2 separate regions of the Homo sapiens genome follow, and region 2 is linked to region 1. A link is an interaction called in ENCODE POLR2A ChIA-PET data of the cell type or tissue named here. Cell type or tissue: Panc1. All regions are shown on one strand. Links, peaks and the distances in the headings refer to the core of each region. The heading gives the core; the rest is flanking DNA. Region 1 has its middle 6.9 kb from the start of SEC14L5. Region 2 overlaps ZNF500 (zinc finger protein 500).

Region 1 (5,373 bases), core at 208-5,207:
TTGTTATTTATGTAAATATAGAGCATATTCATATTTACAGAATTTAATTAATGCAAACGTAAGTAGCAGCGTGCATCTGGTGGCTGTCGCAGGGTCCACCTGGGCCCAGGCATGGAGAAGAGGACAGCTCGGGTCCCTGGTCCTCTTCTTGGCAGGGGCAGCCTAGAGGGGCTGGGTGGCAGCTGAGGCCTCAGGCACTGAGCTGGGGGGTCCCTGGAGTCGCTGTGTTGATGGGGCTGAGCTTTGGGTGTTGGTGCCTGTGGCCCCTCCCCAGCGGCCAGTCCCTTGTTCTGACCCCTGCTTGGTGGTCAGAATCACACACTGAGAGCTCCTGAAGACCTGAGCTGACCTTCAGGTGGGACTGTCCGGCTCCAATGACAAGAGGTCGTTTTCCCCAGGTTCCTCTGTCTGCATCCGCTCCACGGATGCGCTCTCTAGGAACAGCTTCCCCTTCCTGGTTCTCCTGGGTCTCCCTTTCCATTCCTACAGCATCTACCTGGGCAAGAGATCTAGGGTCTCACCCCCTCACCTCCAGATTCCTGAGGTCACTTTGGTGGCCTCCCTCCTCCTGGCTCCTCCTCCGTGCTCTCTGCACCCTTCCCCCTCCTCCACCGTGGTCAACTACAATCTATTCCCAACACAGCAACCAGAGGGCTAAAGTGAAGTCAGCAGACTCCCCTGTCCCATACCTCCCAGACACTCTGAGTACCTCAGCATCAGAGCCAGATAACCCATGAGACCCCCTCCCTCAGGCTCCCCTCAGAGTCTGCTCTCTTCCCCGCCACTTCCCTCCCACTAACTCTACCCCCGATACACTGACCGCCTCCCCAATACTCAAACACGCCAAGTATGCTCCTGCCTCAGGGCCTTTGCATCGGCTGCCCCCTTGGCCCCACTCTCTACGTGGACCCCCTGCTCTTCTTCCAAGCCTTTGTGCCAAGTCACCTTCTCAGCGCAGCCCACCTGGTCCCTACATTGTAATCTGCCCTGCACTTCCCACCCTCTTTCCCTGCTCACCAATCATGGCACTCAGTGCAATCTAACCCACAACAGAAGCCACTCACGGATACAAAAAAATAAGCCAGGTGTGGTGGTGGGCGCCTGTAATCCCAGCTACTCAGGAGGCTGAGGCAGGAGAATCGCTTGAACCCGGGAGGCGGAGGTTGCAGTGAGCTGAGATCGCGATTCTGCACTCCAGCCTGGGTGACAGAGTGGGACTGTGTCTCAAAAAAAAAAAAAAAAAAAAAAGGGGAGTGAAGGCCTGACATGCGCTTCAGCATGGTTGACCGTGAGCACATTAGGCTCAGTAAGAAAAGCCAGATACACAACGGCACATATTATACGATCCTGCCTGTGAAATGTTCAGAGGTGAATTCGTAGAGATGGAAAGGAGACTGTGGCTGCTGGGGAGAGGGGAGTGGCGAGTGACTGCTAAGGGGCACAGGTGATGATAGTGCTCTCAAATTGACCATGCTGATGGTTGTGCAACTCTGAAACTACCAAAACCGGCTGGATGGCACTCTTTTTTTTTTTATTTTTTTTTTTGACAGGGTCTTTCTCTCTCTCTCTCCTTTTTTTTTTTTTTTTTTTTTTTTTTTTGAGATGGAGCTTTGCTCTTGTTGCCCAGGTTGGAGTGCAGTGGCGCGATCTCAGCTTACCGCAACCTCCGCCTCCCAGGTTCAAGTGATTCTCCTGCCTCAGCCTTCCTGAGTAGCTGGGATTACAGGCATGCATCACCACGCCCGGCTAATTTTGTATTTTTAGTAGAGACAGGGTTTCTCCATGTTGGTCAGGCTGGTCTTGAACTCCCGACCTCAGGTGATCTGCCCACTTCGGCCTCCCAAACTGTTGGGATTACAGGCATGAGCCACCACGCCCGGCCCCTGTTTTTTATTTTTACTTTTTTTTTTTTGAGACAGAGTCTTGCTGTGTTGCCTAGGCTGGAGTGCAGTGGCACGATCTCGGCTCACTGCAACCTCTGCCTCCCGGGTTCAAGCAATTTTCCTGCCTTAGCCTCCCAAGTAGCTGGGAGTACAGGTGCCTGCCACCATGCCCGGCTAATTTTTTTTGTATTTTTAGTACAGATGGGGTTTCACTATGTTGGTCAGGCTGGTCTTGAACTCCTGACCTTGTGATCTGCCTGCCTCGGCCTTCCAAAGTGCTGGGATTATAGGCGTGAACCACCTCACCCGGCCTTAAAATTTTTTGTAGAGACTGGAGCCTTACTATTTTGCCCATGCTGGTTTTGAACTCCTGGGCTAAACTGGTCCTCTCTCCTTGGCCTCTCAAAGGGCTGAGATTACAGGTGTGATCCCCTGTGCCCAGCCAAGGGTATTGCTGTACTGCTGAGGCTGGAGTGCAGTGGTGTGATCATTGCTCACTGCAGCCTGGAACTTCTGGCCTCAAGCAATCCTCCTGGCTCGGCCTCCCAAAGTTCGGGGATGATAGAGGTGAGCCATCAGACCCAGCTGAATTGCATACTTTAAATAAATGAATTCTGTATCTCCAAAAGGCAGAGTTATCACCTTCCTATACTGTGTTGGCCACCCCCTCAAATGTCCAACGTCAAGTCCTCACTCCCCTTCACCCTAAATTCCCGTGGGAAATGCCCCTCCTTCTAAGCCCGCACAGTTACAAACATGTACCCGGGTCCTCTGGTGGTCCCTGTGCAATTACTTTTCCTCACGCAATTTCCACCAACCTTCAGGATAACACTATGGTTAACCCCATTAAAAAAAAAGTTTCCAATGTGATTTTTTTTTTTTTTTGAGACGGGGTTTCACTCTGTCACCCAAGCTGAAGTGCAGTGGCACAATCTCGGCTCATTGCGACCTCTGCCTCCAGGTTCAAGCGATTCTCATACCTCAGCCATCCGAGTAGCTGGGATTATAGGGGCCTGCCACCACGCCTGGTTAATTTTTGTATTTTTTTGTAGAGACAGGGTCTCACCATGTTGTCCAGGCTGGTCTCGAACTCCTGACCTCAGATGATCTGCCCACCTTGGCCTACCAAAGTGCTGAGATTATAGGAGTGAGCCACTGTGCCTGGCCTCAATGTGATTTTTTAAAACAAGGCTAATCAGGTGAAGCAGTGGGAGTGGAGAAAACAAAACAAAACAAAACAAAACAAACACATCTGCAACGGGTTGAGACAATTAGTTGTAAACACCACTGCACTCAGACCAGCTCCTGTTATTTTTTTTATTGCAGTAAGATATATATAAAACATTGCCCATCTTAATTAATCATTTTTCAGTGTGCAGTTCAGTGGCATTCACATTATTGTGTAACCATCACACCATCCATCTCCAAAACTCCTTTTTTTTTTTTTTTTTTTTTGAGAGTCTCGCTCTGTTGCCCAGGCTGGAGTGCAGTGGTGCAATCTTGGCTCACCATAACCTCCGCCTCCTGGGTTCAAGCGATTCTCCTGCCTCAGCCTCCCGAGTATCTGGGATTACAGGTGCGTGCCACCATGGCCGGCTAATTTTTGTATTTTTAGTAGAAATGGGGTTTCACTATGTTGGCCAGCCTGGTCTCAAACTCCTGACCTCGTGATCCGCCCGCCTCGGGCTCCCAAAGTGCTGGGATTACAGGCGCGAGCCACTGTGCCCGGCCCAGAACTCTTTTCATCTTCTAAAACCCAAACTCTGTGTCCATTAATTAACTCCCCATGCCCCTCCCCCCAGCCCCTAGCCCCGCCACCGTTCTTCTTTCTGTCCCTGTGGATTGGGCTCCTCTAGGTGACTCAGATGTGGAATCACTCAGTTCTTGCCCGTTCAGCATAATGTCCTCCAGGTTCATCCAAGTCGTAGTGCGTGTGGGTGCTTTATTCCTCTCTAATGCTGAATAATTTTTCATGTTACCCCTATTTTTTTTTTTTTTTGAGATGGAGTCTCACTCTATTGCCCAGGCTGGAGTATAGTGGCATGATCTCAGCTCACTGCAACCTCCACAATCCGGGTTCAAGCAATTCTCCTGCCTCAGCCTCCCGAGTAGCTGGGATTACAGGGGTGCGCCACCACGCCAGCCAATTTTTGTATTTTTAGCAGAGATGGGTTTTGCCATGTTGGCCAGGCTGGTCTCAAACTCCCGACCTCAGGTGATCCACCCACCTCAGCCTCCCAAAGTGCTGGGATTACAGCCGTGAGCCACTGTGCACAGCCCATGTTACCCCATGTTAAAAGGAGGGGACATTGGCTGGGCGCAGTGGCTCATGCTTGTAATCCCAGCACTTTGGGAGGCCGAGGCGGGTGGATGACAAGGTCGGGAGATCGAGACCATGGTGGCTAACACGGTGAAACCCCGTCTCTACTAAAAATACAAAAAAATTAGCCGGGCGTGGTGGTGGGCGCCTGTAGTCCCAGCTACTCGGGAGGCTGAGGGAGGAGAATGGCATGAACCTGGGAGGCGAAGCTTGCAATGAGCCGAGATCACGCCATTGCACTCCAGCCTGGGCGATAGAGTGAGACTCTGTCTCAAAAAAAAAAAAAAAAAAAAAAGAGGGGACATTGAGGCAACAAAGCTAGGGGGTGGCAGGGTCAGAACGCACATCAAGGTTGGTCTGACTCCTGTACCCGCCCCAAGTGCCCGGCCACCTGACCCCTCCCACAGGGCCACCCCTCCCATCCCCTGGGCCACCCTCCTCCCGCTGTGTTCCATTCTCTCCTTTGGGCTTCATGTAGCAGTTGGTGGAGCCCAGAAGTCTTTGTGAAGTGAATGGACTTGGGTGCCCGGCTGGGGGTCAAGGTGGGTGGGTCCTGGCTGTGTAGCCCCCTGGGTCAGACTGCCTCAGACTCAGCCTCTGCTCAGTCAAAGCTGCTCCCATGACCAGGACTGTTCCACAGAGTTGTGCAGGTTACAACCTATACACCTGTACGTAACAGCCCTGCCAACCATCATGATAGCCCTGGAGATTCCCAAATCCAGGAGGCCTCAGGGCTCTGCTTCGAGAAGGGGCAAGAAGCAACACAACGTAGAGGCCACCCGGGACGAATGAGATGTCCCCCAGGAAGCAGATAAACAGATGGATGGTTTCCAGGGGCTGCGGGAAGGGAGGAAGGAGGAGTGACAGCTTCATGGGTATGAGTTTCCTTTTGGGGTGATGAAAATGTTCCAAAACTAGAAAGTGGTGCTGGCTGTACGTGCATCTTGTGAATATACCAAAAGCCAGAGAATTGTACACTAAGAAATGGTTAAAATGGTAACTTTTGTGTTATGTGCATTTTTTTTTTTTGAGATAGAGTCTCGCTCTGTCACCCAGGCTGGAGTGCAATGACATGATCTTGGCTCACTGCAACCTCCACCTGCTGGGTTCAAGCAATTCTCCTGCCTCAGCCTCCTGAGTAGCTGGGATTACAGGCATGCAGCACACTAA
Region 2 (5,373 bases), core at 300-5,299, 190 kb before region 1:
ACATGGTAAAATGCTGTCTCTACTAAAAATACAAAAATTAGCCAGGTGTGGTGATGCACACCTGTAATCCCAGCTGCTTGGGAGGCTAAGGCACGAGAATTGCTTGAACCCAGGAGATGGAGGTTGCAGTGAGCCGAGATCATGCCACTGCAATCCAACCTGGGTGACAGAGTGAAACTCCATCTCAATTAAGAAAAAAAAATGTTTTTGAGCCCGGGTAACACAGTGAGACTCCATCTCTATCAAAAAATTTTTGTCGCCCAGGCTGGTGTGTAATGGCGCGATCTCAGCTCACTGCAACCTCTGCCTCCTGGGTTCAAGCGATTCTCCTGCCTCAGCCTCTGAGTAGCTGGGACTATAGGTGCATGCCACCACACCCGGCTAATTTTTTTGTATTTTTAGTAGAGATGGGGTTTCACCATGCCGGCCAGGATGGTCTCGATCTCTTGACCTCGTGATCCACCCGCCTTGGCCTCCCAAAGTGCTGGGATTACAGACGTGAGACACCGTGCCCGGCCCAAAAATTTTTTCAAAATTAGCTGGGCATGGTGGCATTGACCTGTGGTACCAGCTACTCGGGAGGCTGAGGTGGTAGAATCACCTGAGCCTGGGGAGGTTGAAGCTGCAGTGAGTCAAAATTGTGCTACTGCACTCCAACCTGGGTGACAGAGTGAGATCCTGTCTCAAAAAAAGAAAAAAAAAGTTTTGGAACTATGTGTTACTGCACCCAACCTGGGTGACAGAGTGAGACCCTGTCTCAAAAAAGGGAAGAAAAAAGTTTTGGAACTAGATGAAGGTGATGATTGTACAACACTGTGAAGATACGAAACGCCACTGAACCGTTTACTGAAATATGGCTAATTTTATGTTATGTGAATTTCTTTTTCTTTGAGCAGCAGCAAGATTTATTACGAAGAGTGAAAGAACAAGTTTCCACAGTGTGGAAGGGGACCCGAACGGGTTGCCCGTGAATTTCATCTCATTAAAAAATGTAAAAACTTTGAGGCCAGGTACCAACCTAATTTGTTTTTTTGAGACAGAGTCTCACTCTGTTGCCCAGGCTGGAGTGCAGTGGTATGATCACAGCTTACTGCAGCCTTGACCCCCCAAGCTCAAGTGTTCCTCCCACCTCAGCCTCTCAAGCAGCTGGGACTACAGGCATGCACCACTTTTGTATTTTTTTGTAGAGACAAGGCTTCTCCATATTGCTCAGGCTGGTCTTGAACTCCTGGACTCGAGCAATCCACCCGCCTTGACCTCTCAAGGTGCTGGGATTACAGGCATGAGCCACCATGCCCGGCCCGTTTTTGTTTTTGTTTTTTGGAAACGGAGTCTTGCTCTGTTGCCCAGACTGGAGTGCAGTGGTGTGATCTCGGCTCACTGCAACCTCCGCCTCCCGGGTTCAAGCGATTCTCCTGCCTCAGCCTCCCGAGTACCTGGGACTACAGATGAGTACCACCACACCCAGCTAATTTTTGTATTTTTTAGGAGAGACAGGGTTTCATCATGTTGGCCAGGATGGACTCGATCTCCTGACCTCATGATCCACCCGCCTCAGCCTCTGGAAGTGCTGGGATTACAGGTGTGAGCCACCGCGCCAGCCAATTTTTTTTTTTTTTTTGACACAGAGTTTCGCTCTTGTTGCCCAGGCTGGAGTGCAATGGCGTGATCTTGGCTTACTGCAATCTCCGCCTCCTGGGTTCAAGCTATTCTCCTGCCTCAGCCTCCCAAGTAGCTGGGATTATAGGCACCCGCCATCACGCCTAATTTTTGTATTTTTAATAGAGACAGGGTTTCACCATGTTGGCCAGGCTGGACTCGAACTCCTGACCTCAGGTGATAAACACTCGCCTCGGCTTCCCAAAGTGCTGGGATCACAGGTGTGAGTCACCGTGCCTGGCCATTTTTTTTTTTAAGCAAGATCAAATAGATCCAATTTTCCTCGGCCCCACAGACCTTTTTTACCATAGGCTCTGGCGCCGGGTAAGTAAAACCCAAACACATGCCTGTGACCCTGAGAGGGAAGCTGTGTCTGGGCTCCAGGAGCTGGTGGACAGAGCTGGGCAGAATCTCATTCCTTCCCTTCTGAGGATTCCACGTAACCACTTGGGAGCCGGGAGGGCTGGCAAATTCTTTCCCTTTTGACTTCTGCCTTTTGCACAGGGAATGAACTGGACCACAGGTAATGTGCGCTCAGAGATCTTCAGATCAGGGTTCCTCAATCACGGTGCAGGTGGTGTCCATGGGACCTGGCCCGGGCTGTCTCTGATGCGGCCGCCCTGTGCACCGCAGGAGGTTGGGCAGCATCCCCACCTTCTGCTCAACAAATAATCACTTTCATCAGTGACAACCCCAGGGTCGTGACAACCAAAAATGTCTCCAACTCATGGACAGATGTCCTCTGGGGGACAAGATTGCCCCAGGTGGAGAACCCCTGCTCTGGATGCCTGTCACTAAAGCTACTGATGACCAACCAGAGCCCCATACAACATCATCTAAAACTCTTCATAGGCAACAAAAGAAAAAAACGATCAACTGGACACTAGAACCAAAAACTTTTGTGCATGAAAGGACGCTACCAACAAAATGAAAATGCAACACACAAAATAGGAGAAAATATTTCCAAATCAGGCCAGGTGCGGTAGCTCACGCCTGTAATCCCAGCACTTAGGGAGGCTGAGGCAGGCAGATCACTTGAGATCAGGAATTCGAGACCAGCTTGGCCAACATGGCAAAACCCAGCTCTACTAAAAATAGAAAAATTAGCCGGGTATGGTGGCACACACCTGTAATCCCAGCTACTTTGGGAGGCTGAGGCAGGAGAATCGCTTGAACCTGGAAGGCGGAGGTTGCAGTGAGCTGAGCTGAGATCGTGCCACTCCACTCCAGCCTGGGCAACAGAGCAAGACTTCATCTCAAAAAAAAAAAAAAACCCTGAAAATAACAACCATTGGTATGGATGTGGAGAAACTGGAACCCTTGTGCACTCTTGCTGGGTGCATGAGATGGTGCAGATGCTGTGGAAAACAGCATGGCGGCTCCTCAAAAAATTCAACACAGAATGACCACATATGCTCCAGCCATCCCACTGCTGGATACATCCACCCAGGAACGGAAAGCAGAGTTGATCAGAGATACACTTGTACACCCACGTTCACTGCAGCATTATTTACAATGGAATATTCTTCAGCCTTAAAAAGGAAAAAAATTCTGGAGGTTTCCCAAAGAAGGAAGTCTGCCTCAAGACCGTGGCACAGAAATCCTAAGCTTCCAGTCTGCTGGCCTGGCCTGCAGATTTCAGACTTGTCAACTTCTGTAAGCAACCAAGGGAGCTGTCTAAGTACCCATTCCTTAAAATAAATCTGTGTGTGTGTGTATCTTCTGTTGGTTCTGTTTCTCTGGAGAAGAACCCTAATACAAAGCGATATCTCACTGTCATTAGAAAAGGCTTCAGCATGGCCACGCACGGTGGCTCACACCTGTCATCCCAGCACTTTGGGAGGCCTAGGCCAGCGGATCACCTGAAGTCAGGACTTCGAGACCAGCCTGGCCAACATGGTGATGAAACCCATCTCTACTAATAAAACAAAAATTAGCCAGGCATGATGGCGAGTACCTGTAATCCCAGCTACTTGGGAGGCTGAGGTGGGAGCATCGCTTGAACCCAGGAGGTGGAGGTTGCAGTGAGCCAAGGTTGTGCCACTGCACTCCAGCCTGGGCAACAGAGCAAAAATCCATCTCAAAACAAACAAGCAAACAAAAAACCAGAAAAGGCTTCAGCAGCATCAGGAAAGGCAGGAAGAGACAAACGGACAGAGAAAGAGCTTAGGGGACGGTGCTGGGTAACAGGCAGGGCAGTGCTCAGTGTGATGGGGAGAGGCTGGAGAACCAGGTCCTGTGGGAGCAGCTCTGCCCTTGAGAGGAGGGCACAGGGAAGCTGAAGTGAAGTAGGACCAGCATGTAGGGGGCAGAGGCAGAAGAACAGGATGGCAAGGCAGTGCTGGGCATCTGCCTGAGTCACGGCCGAGTGGCTGTGCAGGCCCTGCAGGTGGGACTCTGCAGGGATACGGGTAGCCCTGTCCACGGAGGATCGCCCCAGGCCAACTGGACCAACAGAACCAAGCCCCGGAGCTGGTGCCTGACAGTTCCTATTTTTGGCAAGCCCCCTAGAGGACACAATCACTTGCAAGTTACCTTCATTCTCCAGCGGCGCGTCCCGCTGAGCTGGGTCCATGCATCTTGGCTCCTCCCCAGAAAGGTATACAGCCACGTCCTCCAAGTTCACGGGCACCTGCCAGAACGCACCCCACTCAGTCCTGGCCCCAAGCAAGCTGCCTCCTCCCCAACTAAGGCCACTGGCCCAGGGAGCTGCACCGCCACTGCCCCTCGAGGCTGGCGCCAAGCCTGGTGGTGCAGCTGGTCTTCTCCACTCTCGTTGCAGTGGTGAGTCCTGGTGTCTCCGCCCACTGCTCCCATGTGCCACTGCTGCAGAGCTGGGACACCACCGGAGAAGGGACAGATTCGCCACGAGGAGTGGTGGACCCACTGCACACTCAGCCACCGAGGCCCATGCTCCACAGGGAGACAAGAGCATCCCCTGGCTCCGTGGCTAGCCAGCCCCAGGACCCCATTGCGGCAGACGGGGGACTTCAGGATGCCTCTGGGCCAGTGGCTCCCAGATGTAGCACCAGATTGACCCGGAAGCATGATTAAAAAAACAAGCAAACTCTTTCCAGAACAGGCAAATTCACAGAGACAAGAAGGAGCTTTGTGGTTGCCAGAGGCTGAGGGAAAAACAGGTAGAGACTCTGGTAATGAGTCTAGGGGGTTTTCGGGGAGGGTCTAAAGGAAATGTTCGGCCGGGCGCGGTGGCTCACACCCGTAATCCCAGCACATTGGGAGGCCAAGGCAGGTGGATCATCTGAGGTCAGGAGCTCCAGACCAGCCTGGCCAACATGGTGAAACCCCATCTGTACTAAAAATACAAAAAAAATTAGCCAGGCATGGTGGTGGGTGCCTGTAATCCCAGCTACTCAGGAGGCTGACGCAGGAAAATCGCTTGAACCCGGGAGCCGGAGGTTGCAGTGAGCCGAGATCGCACCATTGCACTCCAGCCTGGGCAACAAGAGCAAAACTCTGTCTCAAAAAAACAAAAACAAAACAAAACAAATACACATACATACACACACACACACACACACACACACACACACACACACACACACACACATATAAAAATTATAAATAAATAAATAAAAATAAAACAGGCCAGGCATGGTGGCTTATGCCTGTAATCCCAGTGCTTTGGGAGACTTAGGCAAGAGGATCACTTGAGCCCAGGAGTTCAAGACCAGCCTAGGCAGCACAGCGAGA

The links. Peaks named below come from ENCODE experiments on the same cell type or tissue, not always from the same donor. Only the 100,000 strongest peaks of a DNase experiment are listed, where the experiment ranks them.
Region 2: POLR2A ChIA-PET joins it to region 1 with 6 read pairs; 8 of 35 experiments call an interaction of 5 or more read pairs at or near these places.

Annotation. Positions count from the first base shown.
Region 1 is chr16:4,948,705-4,954,077 of GRCh38, forward strand. No RefSeq gene overlaps it. Among named protein-coding and RNA genes, the nearest start is that of SEC14L5, 6.9 kb to the right of the region's middle. In Panc1, for the core only: no CTCF peak of the experiment used is centred there; no DNase peak of the experiment used is centred there; H3K27ac peaks cover 2,270 bases.
Region 2 is chr16:4,756,298-4,761,670 of GRCh38, forward strand. It overlaps ZNF500 (zinc finger protein 500), which reads right to left. Exons shown (of 6, transcript NM_021646.4): 5 at 4,195-4,291. Among named protein-coding and RNA genes, the nearest start is that of ZNF500, 8.2 kb to the right of the region's middle. In Panc1, for the core only: no CTCF peak of the experiment used is centred there; no DNase peak of the experiment used is centred there.